Regions from separate parts of the Homo sapiens genome. Here all the other regions are linked to region 3. A link is a contact called in ENCODE Hi-C or POLR2A ChIA-PET data. All regions are on one chromosome and are shown on one strand. The core of a region is the stretch at or near the end of the contact, and the rest is flanking DNA. Distances in the headings are between cores, read along the strand shown. Region 1 holds the start of OR9Q2 (olfactory receptor family 9 subfamily Q member 2). Region 2 holds the start of OR10Q1 (olfactory receptor family 10 subfamily Q member 1). Region 3 holds the start of OR5B21 (olfactory receptor family 5 subfamily B member 21).

Region 1 (2,847 bases), core at 307-2,806, 320 kb after region 3:
CATGCCTGTGTTCCCTAACATAGTGGCAAGATAGAAACTCAAAAATATGAGGAAGAGAGGAACCCTCCACTGGAGATGTTCAGTAAATGCAGTAAGGAAGAACTCCGTCACTACGGTGTAATTCCTTTCAGCCATCCATCCAGTGGTTCACCTGCAACGGCTAAGACAAGAGCCAGATGAGGGGACAGCTCAAGAGGAGTTCAAATGATTTCAAGTAACAAAGCTTTAAATTGAATGTCTTACATGTCGGCACTCAACTTCAACACACTTTTCAGTCGAAGATAGATATAGACAGATATTGAGCTCACTGTAATATAAGATAAAAAGTGATGAATGCTTCTATTATAGAAAGAACAGAGAGCAAGTGATTCCTGACTTACAAGTCAGCGCTTGTATTTGCAACTCTGTCCCCAATTAGCTGTTTGATCTTACACAAGGCACTTAACCTCTCTGAACCTCAATTTCCTCCTCTGCCAAAAGAGGATCATAATGCTTGCCCTGCTTATGAGATAAGATTAATGCGTAGGTTAAAACAGAGGCAAAAGCACATTGGAAAGCTAAAAGCACTCCACATATATAAGGTGGCTATTAAAATTTTAAATGAATGTTTTAAGGAAGGAAAATTTATATTCTCTGAACAAAAACATATAAACAAAAAAATCTATTAGCAATCAGCAATGGGCTCTGCTTGTAGGAATATTACTATTCTCAGTCTAACAACATGCAAGTTTAACAAACAGCTGTTATCCTAATTAGAGTAGGCTGGCTTATTAAGGGTGTGTATACACACACATAAACACACACTCAAGCATTGACCTTGAAATCAAAAGAGCAAACATAAGTTTTTTTGGGCACCTAACAAAGCTCCATAAGCTTTGTTTGGTTGTTCTCAAAGCCCCTAATAAACACAGTAGCTTGAAAATAAACAGCATCCAAATTTGAAAGCAGAAATATTTTTGTAGTCTTGTGTTGTCTGAGTGCTGTTGGAGAAATTCGGATTAATAAATTTGGGGGTCCTTAGTGGAGTTCTAGAACAGGGCTGTAAAGGAGGGCTTTGATAGTGTTTGAGTACCTGTTGTACCAGCAGCCAGACCAATACTGAGCTGACCCATTGAGGAGAATAACAAAGAAAACAAATTAGATCTGAAAGTCATGAGCTGGACACAAACTGTCCTCACCTGAATTCTACTTTGCTAATGCCCTCCTCTTTTGTTTAGTGTGTTGTCTGCCCATCACCTGCCAAGCCAAAGGACACCTGGCTTCTAGTTCACCCACACTGCATGTAAGACCCTGGGCAAGTCACGTTTCCTCTCTGGGCTTCAGTTACCTTGCCTTTGTTCCCTTTCCGTAAATAAAATTGCAGATAACCCCATAATCATAGCAACCTGATGAGATGGGGTCACTTCCAATACTTCTGTGTTTTAGTCTCACTTCTAGGAGTCTCTCTCTTTCCTCTACCCCTTGACAAAACAATATATCCCTGACACTAGTGTTTCCTTAGATTTTTCTAGACTTACTTTGAGATAACAAGACTAGGGGACCAGCCTTTCTCCCTGAGCTTCCAATCTATCATGAAACCTTGCTGATGTGCTTCTTATATTCGCTGTCCCAGTATTACACCCTAATTGGTTCCTGAGGTGATTCTCCAGGGGAAGGAGACTTATCTTCATATGACTTCCTAACAAGGTGTCTAATTAATACCTTTGAAAGTTTCTCTTTAATTTCAAACTTCCAAAGCCCCATCCCTCAGCAAGGTCTGATGGAGCTGGCTCCTAGTCTTGCGTTCTTCCTGCCTTGTACCAAAAGAAATGTACTTCTTTGAAGGTTTCCTATATCTCAATTGGGAGTTTTGTCAGGGGTTTTACACAATGCCACCATAGCCAGCTATGAACTGATCCCCAAAGGAGGCTTTTTATAAGCATAAGCTTTTGCTCCCCATTGCCAAAACATGCTGTAATTGATGACTTCGAAAGTTCATCATTTGGCAGAAGTAGAGAATGGTGCAGGTGGGGAGTCATAAGATAAAATGTTGGAGAGGCCAATGTGGGTGGGCTGTGAACAGACTTCCACCAGGCAAGCTGAGCAAATTCTTGATGGTAACCAACCCCTCCACCATAGCACTAGTTCTCAAACTTCAGTGTGTGTAAGAATTTATCCAGAGAACTTGTTTAAAATGTGAATAGCAGTGTCCCACCTCCATAGATTGATGCAGATGCAGTACATCCGCCATGGGAGCAGTATCTACATTATGAACAGGCATACCAGGGGATTTCCAAACAGTTAATCTCCAAAAATTGTGGCACCAATGCCTTGGGATTGGGACCTCTAGACCTCCCTGCCCCTCTGTGTGTCCTGCCATAAACTAAAGTAAAATAATAAAGACATGTTCTTGCAAAGCATGATTTCTCCAAAGTCCTATCAGTGCCTTTCTTCCTCATGGGAGACCCAAGATAGGGTGAATGTGATGTCTCCCTGTCTTATCAATTTTAAAAACCTAGATACAGAAAGGACTCTGGAGCTTCTTGGTGGCAAAACAATGACTTGGACCAGGTCAACGCTCAGTTGACTGAACCTATCTGGAATATGGCACTAGACAAAAGGACCCCAGGGCAGTGGTTCTCAATCTTCACTGCACATTAGAATCACCTGGGAAGCAACTCGTAAGGCCCAGATTGTACCCCTTAACAATTGAATCAGAATGCCTGAGTGTAGGAGCCGAACACCAGTAATTTTCATAAATTCCCTGGTGATTATAACATGTAGCAGATTTGAGAACCATACCGGAAGGCTTGTCTTTTGAAGGCCTTACCTTTTGCCAGGTGTCGTAAGTAGACGTTCCAGGAAAAT
Region 2 (2,920 bases), core at 153-2,652, 280 kb after region 3:
ATTTTTGTATTAAAAATAAAGTTGTAGTCTAACCTGAAAGTGCTTAATTCACAGGTATTTTTAACTTCCCAGATGCTTGCAAAGGTCTTTCTTATTCTCTTGATTATGTTAATGCATAATTCAATTGTGCTATTGCATTTTTAGTTTCCTCATTGTCTTTTCTTATCTCAGGAAGCTCCACTTTAATTTTAACCTGACTCTGTTCACTTCCCTTTCATTTGAAACTATTTGAGTCCAAAAGTTTAGCTTCCTGTTGGAAATTTAGATAAAATGTTCAAAAGAGAGGAAATATATGAAGAGTACATATCAGAAAAGATTGTAACAATGGGTGTTTTCCTACTTGTATGTGGAGTCAAAATAACTGAATGTAAAGTGAATAACTTATAGCCATAAAGCAATGGAAAGAACAAAGGATTGATTCAGAACAACAAGAATAACCTTTGCAGACATAATGTTGAAGCCAGTTACAATAAAGTACATGCTTTAGCATTTCATATATAAGTTGAAACATAGTTACATCAATCTGTAATGATAAAAGTCAAAAAGTGGTTACTTTTGTGAAGCATAAAGACTGAGAACATGAAGGATGTTTGTAGGTCACTGGAATCGTTCTATTTCTTAATCTTTGTAGTGGTTATACTGGCGTATTTACGATGTTAAAATAAATAAACAAATCAAGCTTCACACTTAGGATTTGTGAATTCCTCCACATGTATGTTATATTTCAATGAGAGTGCTTACTGAAAAAAGTAAAAGACAAATTCATTTATCTAATTTTAAAATATGTGCAACCATACAACTCTTCACTGTAATTAAATACAAGCAAAATAATTAAGTCTTATCAATTGGATTGAAAATATCGGGGTGGGGGGAGATATTTCACAAGGAACATCTACATGTGTCTACATGTCTTGCCCCCAGGAATTTCTGCAGATGACTGTCTATCCCATTCATGAGGATTTCCAAGGAAAAGTATACCAAACCCTATATCGTGAATTCATTCTCATGCACCGTGATTGGAAACTAGCTACTAAATAGTTAATTCCAAATAAAATTGTACACTCCTGCTTTTACTAAAGAAATAAAGCGGCCGGGCGCGGTGGCTCACGCCTGTAATCCCAGCACTTTGGGAGGCCGAGGCGGGCGGATCACGAGGTCAGGAGATCGAGACCATCCCGGCTAAAACGGTGAAACCCGGTCTCTACTTAAAAAAATACAAAAAAATTAGCCGGGCGTAGTGGCAGGCGCCTGTAGTCCCAGCTACTTGGGAGGCTGAGGCAGGAGAATGGCGTGAACCCGGGAGGCGGAGCTTGCAGTGAGCCGAGATCCCGCCACTGCACTCCAGCCTGGGCGACAGAGCGAGACTCCGTCTCAAAAAGAAAAAAAAGAAATAAAGCAACTCAGCCAAGAAGAGCTCAGCGCGTCCTATTCTTTTGCATAAGACATGCCTGTGGGGAAACTTGTCTTCAACCAGTCTGAGCCCACTGAGTTTGTGTTCCGTGCGTTCACCACAGCCACTGAATTCCAGGTTCTTCTCTTCCTTCTCTTCCTCCTCCTCTACTTGATGATCCTCTGTGGCAACACAGCCATCATCTGGGTGGTGTGCACACACAGCACCCTCCGCACCCCGATGTATTTCTTCCTGTCCAACCTGTCTTTCCTGGAACTCTGCTACACCACCGTGGTAGTACCCTTGATGCTTTCCAACATTTTGGGGGCCCAGAAGCCCATTTCGTTGGCTGGATGTGGGGCCCAAATGTTCTTCTTTGTCACCCTCGGCAGCACGGACTGTTTCCTCTTGGCGATCATGGCCTATGACCGCTATGTGGCTATCTGCCACCCGCTGCACTACACCCTCATCATGACCCGCGAGCTGTGCACGCAGATGCTGGGTGGGGCCCTGGGCCTGGCCCTCTTCCCCTCCCTGCAGCTCACCGCCTTAATCTTCACCCTGCCCTTTTGCGGCCACCACCAGGAAATCAACCACTTCCTCTGCGATGTGCCTCCCGTCCTGCGCCTGGCCTGCGCTGACATCCGCGTGCACCAGGCTGTCCTCTATGTCGTGAGCATCCTCGTGCTGACCATCCCCTTCCTGCTCATCTGCGTCTCCTACGTGTTCATCACCTGTGCCATCCTGAGCATCCGTTCTGCCGAGGGCCGCCGCCGGGCCTTCTCCACCTGCTCCTTCCACCTCACCGTGGTCCTGCTGCAGTATGGCTGCTGCAGCCTCGTGTACCTGCGTCCTCGGTCCAGCACCTCAGAGGATGAGGACAGCCAAATCGCGTTGGTCTACACCTTTGTCACCCCCTTACTCAACCCTTTGCTTTACAGCCTTAGGAACAAGGATGTCAAAGGTGCTCTGAGGAGTGCCATTATCCGTAAAGCAGCCTCTGACGCCAACTGAAGGCTTAGGGGCACTGGGCTGGGTGTCTGTCTGTTGCTGTGTCAAAGAACTCTAAATGACACAGAACTGTAGTACTTTCTCACACTGTGCACTTGATGTTTCTTTTTTGCCATATTTGCCCCAAGTTCACAATTCATGCTCATTTTTCTGAAGTGCTTTGACTAAGATATGAAAATTTGGACAGAACTTACAGCGTAGGAATGCTAGTTTACTTAGCTCTACTTTAAGGATTTGCAGCTCACCTATGTCAATTGCCATATTAGGAACACCCCATACATACTGTGAATAAAGGCTGATAGGCATGCTGCCTCCTGGGGAGATGATGTAATTTACCCTGTGAAAGTTGCCTTAAGTAAGGAATATTCATAAAGACATATTTTGCTCAAATAAACACATTTTATTATTGTTTTGGGTATCAGTATATGACAAACAATAGCTTACTTAATGCATTAATTTCCTTTGCACCATACATCCCAACTGGTTGCTTTCATTTTCTTCATGCCAGAAAGGGGCTAG
Region 3 (3,069 bases), core at 200-2,699:
TCTTTTTGTGTCACCAATCAAATTGCTGCTGTTACTCTTCAAGGTAAGCTAAAGTCCAGCAGAGCTGAAGCATTTTTCTCCTTTAATTCCTGTTTTCTCCTTTTTCCTCCTCTCTTCTCACATTTTCTCCCTCACTTCTTCTGAGTCTGCTCCCACTCACTCTGCTACTAGGAGTGGGGAAAGCCTGTGAACACCTCAGGTTGAGGAACAAAAATAGGAGAGAAAGAATGCTCTAAAATGAGGACAGAAACCTGTCTCCAGGCCTGACCATCTGCAAACTCACTGTTACTCCTGAATATTTTTCATATGACAAGTCTAAGCTAATATTTTGGCCCAAAGCACAAACCTGGTAGACAAGAGGATGATAGGATGTTTGTTGTGGGATTAAAGAGCATGAAAAATATTTCCATACTTTCCTATTGATGTTCTGTTTGATTCACCAAATATTTACATACATGTGTGAGGGGCCATGGTAAGGAGAGTGGACCAGAGGGGATGAAGATAGTTACTGTCCCAAGGGGCTTAGAGCTAGGTGAAGAGTGAGTGGTTGCCCAGCTAATTGTGCAATAATCAGCCAAGACTCAAGTGCTTTGAGGAGGGAGAGAAAGGAGGACTTAACTGGAATTAGGGTCTACAGCAAAGACTTCTGATAAGGGGTGAAAAAAGACATATGCATATACACAGATACACAAAGCCATTTGTATATATCAAATTTATAGTTTTATATTAAATATATATAAATACATACTCATATTTACATATACCATACTCCCTTTCAGTTGAACTACTGTTGAGGGATTAATTTATAAAGGCTTCAAAAGTTGTGGTTAAGATCTTTGGATTTAGTATCAAACAGACCTTGAGGGCACCACCTTGTCCTGCCAACACCTTGATTTTGGCCCAGTGAAACTGATTTGAGGCTTCTGGCCTCCAGAATTTTGAGAGAATAAACTTGTGTTGTTTTAAGGAAAAATAAATTTAGAAAATCTTTAGTGAGGCTATATTATTGGAAGTAGAATGTGGAAGACAATAAGTGATGGATGTTTTTATTTTTAATAATTAAATACATACAATCTTATATCCACATCATAATTTGTATTTATATGATGTAAATGTGTTAAAGAATTCAAGATGAATGTATGAACTTTAGATTCAGAAATATAAAGGGGTGAACTTTGATTCTGACCCCTAGATAGGCTATCTTGCTCAATATTCAGCTCCCTGAGCCTTAACTTCCTTATCTGTAAGATGGGCATAATAGCACCTATCTCATATGAATTAAAAGCTATAATATAACAGAGGGTTCTAGGATGAGTGTTACACACAGTACATTCTCTCTATACATTAGTTTTCTCCTTTTTTATCATTCCATCCTCCCTTCTCATACTTTCATTGGAATTTTGTTGACGCCTCTTCTTTAATCACCAGGCTAATTCAAGCTGGCCACAATGGAGAATAGCACAGAAGTGACAGAGTTTATCCTCTTGGGATTAACAGATGACCCCAATCTTCAGATACCCCTCCTCCTGGCATTTTTATTCATCTACCTCATCACCCTGCTTGGGAATGGGGGAATGATGGTGATCATCCACTCAGACTCCCATCTCCACACTCCAATGTACTTTTTCCTCAGTAACCTCTCCCTTGTAGACTTGGGTTACTCATCAGCTGTAGCCCCCAAAACGGTGGCTGCATTGCGGTCAGGGGACAAGGCCATCTCCTACGATGGATGTGCAGCTCAGTTCTTCTTCTTTGTGGGGTTTGCCACTGTTGAGTGCTACCTCCTGGCCTCCATGGCCTATGATCGCCATGCAGCGGTATGTAGGCCTCTTCATTACACCACCACCATGACAGCAGGTGTGTGTGCCCTCCTTGCTACTGGTTCCTATGTCTCTGGCTTCCTCAATGCCTCTATCCATGCAGCAGGCACCTTCAGACTCTCCTTCTGTGGTTCTAATGAGATTAATCATTTCTTCTGTGACATTCCCCCACTCCTGGCTCTCTCATGCTCTGACACACGCATCAGCAAGTTGGTGGTCTTTGTGGCAGGCTTCAACGTCTTTTTCACCCTCCTGGTCATCCTTATTTCTTACTTCTTCATATGCATCACCATTCAGAGGATGCATTCTGCTGAAGGGCAGAAGAAAGTCTTCTCCACCTGTGCTTCCCATCTCACTGCTTTGTCCATCTTCTATGGCACAATCATCTTCATGTACTTACAGCCCAACTCCAGCCAGTCCGTGGACACAGACAAAATAGCCTCTGTGTTTTACACAGTGGTGATTCCCATGCTGAATCCCTTGATATACAGCCTTAGGAACAAAGAAGTGAAAAGTGCTCTCTGGAAAATACTCAACAAACTTTACCCCCAATATTAAATGTGAATGGGAAGTAGGCAAGCAATTAAGGGATAAACTTTCTCTCACACCTAAATGCCATCATGACTTTTAACGTTTGACTGGTTTCAGTTCTTTCTTCCCCAAGAACAGCGGTTACTTCTGCTATTAGAAGATGTAAAAAGCAGCACGTTGAAAGTCTTACTTAGAAAGATAATCTTATATTTAGTGAACAACAACATGGGACAGTTAAGCTTTTCTTGCTTTAGTTTCTTGACGTGGTTTAAAGCAGAAGATTGAAGCATACAAATGAATGTACCAAATTTTCCTCATCCTGTTTTTAATTGTAAGAATTTTTCATTCACTATTAAACTTGGTGTAAAGATTTCACCTTCATTTTTATCAACTGAACACACAGTATCTTTTTTATTCTTTTGTTCTGCGAGTTTGAAAGTTGGACTTTCTGAGGTAGACAAAGGATGTTTCAATATTTTAAATGATATTTGAGAGAAAGTTGTAATTTAAAGGACAAGGCACTAGATCGAGTCAGGTAGCTGACGATTAAATCTTTCCAACCCCTTACTCTCCCTTCTCTACCCACATTCCTATCCTACTCACTAGTCATGTGCCTTTGTAATTTCCATTCCCTTTTGCTAAATCATTGGGGAAACATTACACCTTGTTATATACAGAAATATGGGAATGCTTTAATAGATGAATTACTTCAACTTTA

Evidence for each region. A loop is a pair of places that touch in the nucleus more often than their neighbours do. ChIA-PET counts read pairs that join two places held with the same protein, here RNA polymerase II (POLR2A). Pooled maps may share reads with other maps.
Region 1: a pooled map shows a loop between it and region 3 (2.1-fold over the local background). The contact joins the promoter of OR9Q2 here to the promoter of OR5B21 in region 3. A Hi-C loop is called at or near these places in 1 of 37 single-sample maps with no recorded cell type and 2 of 50 pooled maps. POLR2A ChIA-PET finds 5 or more read pairs at or near these places in 2 of 52 experiments (PC-9 and activated T-cell).
Region 2: a pooled map shows a loop between it and region 3 (2.3-fold over the local background). The contact joins the promoter of OR10Q1 here to the promoter of OR5B21 in region 3. A Hi-C loop is called at or near these places in 2 of 50 pooled maps.

What each region holds. Positions count from the first base shown.
Region 1 is chr11:58,187,779-58,190,625 of GRCh38, reverse strand. It overlaps OR9Q2 (olfactory receptor family 9 subfamily Q member 2), which reads right to left and starts at 1,556. Exons shown (of 2, transcript NM_001005283.3): 1 at 1,518-1,556; 2 at 1-307. The coding sequence starts at 135.
Region 2 is chr11:58,227,400-58,230,319 of GRCh38, reverse strand. OR10Q1 (olfactory receptor family 10 subfamily Q member 1) reads left to right here and starts at 1,402. Exons shown (of 1, transcript NM_001004471.2): 1 at 1,402-2,438. The coding sequence starts at 1,445. The coding sequence ends at 2,404.
Region 3 is chr11:58,506,485-58,509,553 of GRCh38, reverse strand. OR5B21 (olfactory receptor family 5 subfamily B member 21) reads left to right here and starts at 1,449. Exons shown (of 1, transcript NM_001005218.3): 1 at 1,449-2,747. The coding sequence starts at 1,449. The coding sequence ends at 2,378. All of the region lies in intron 2 of LOC105369313 (a long non-coding RNA gene), which reads left to right.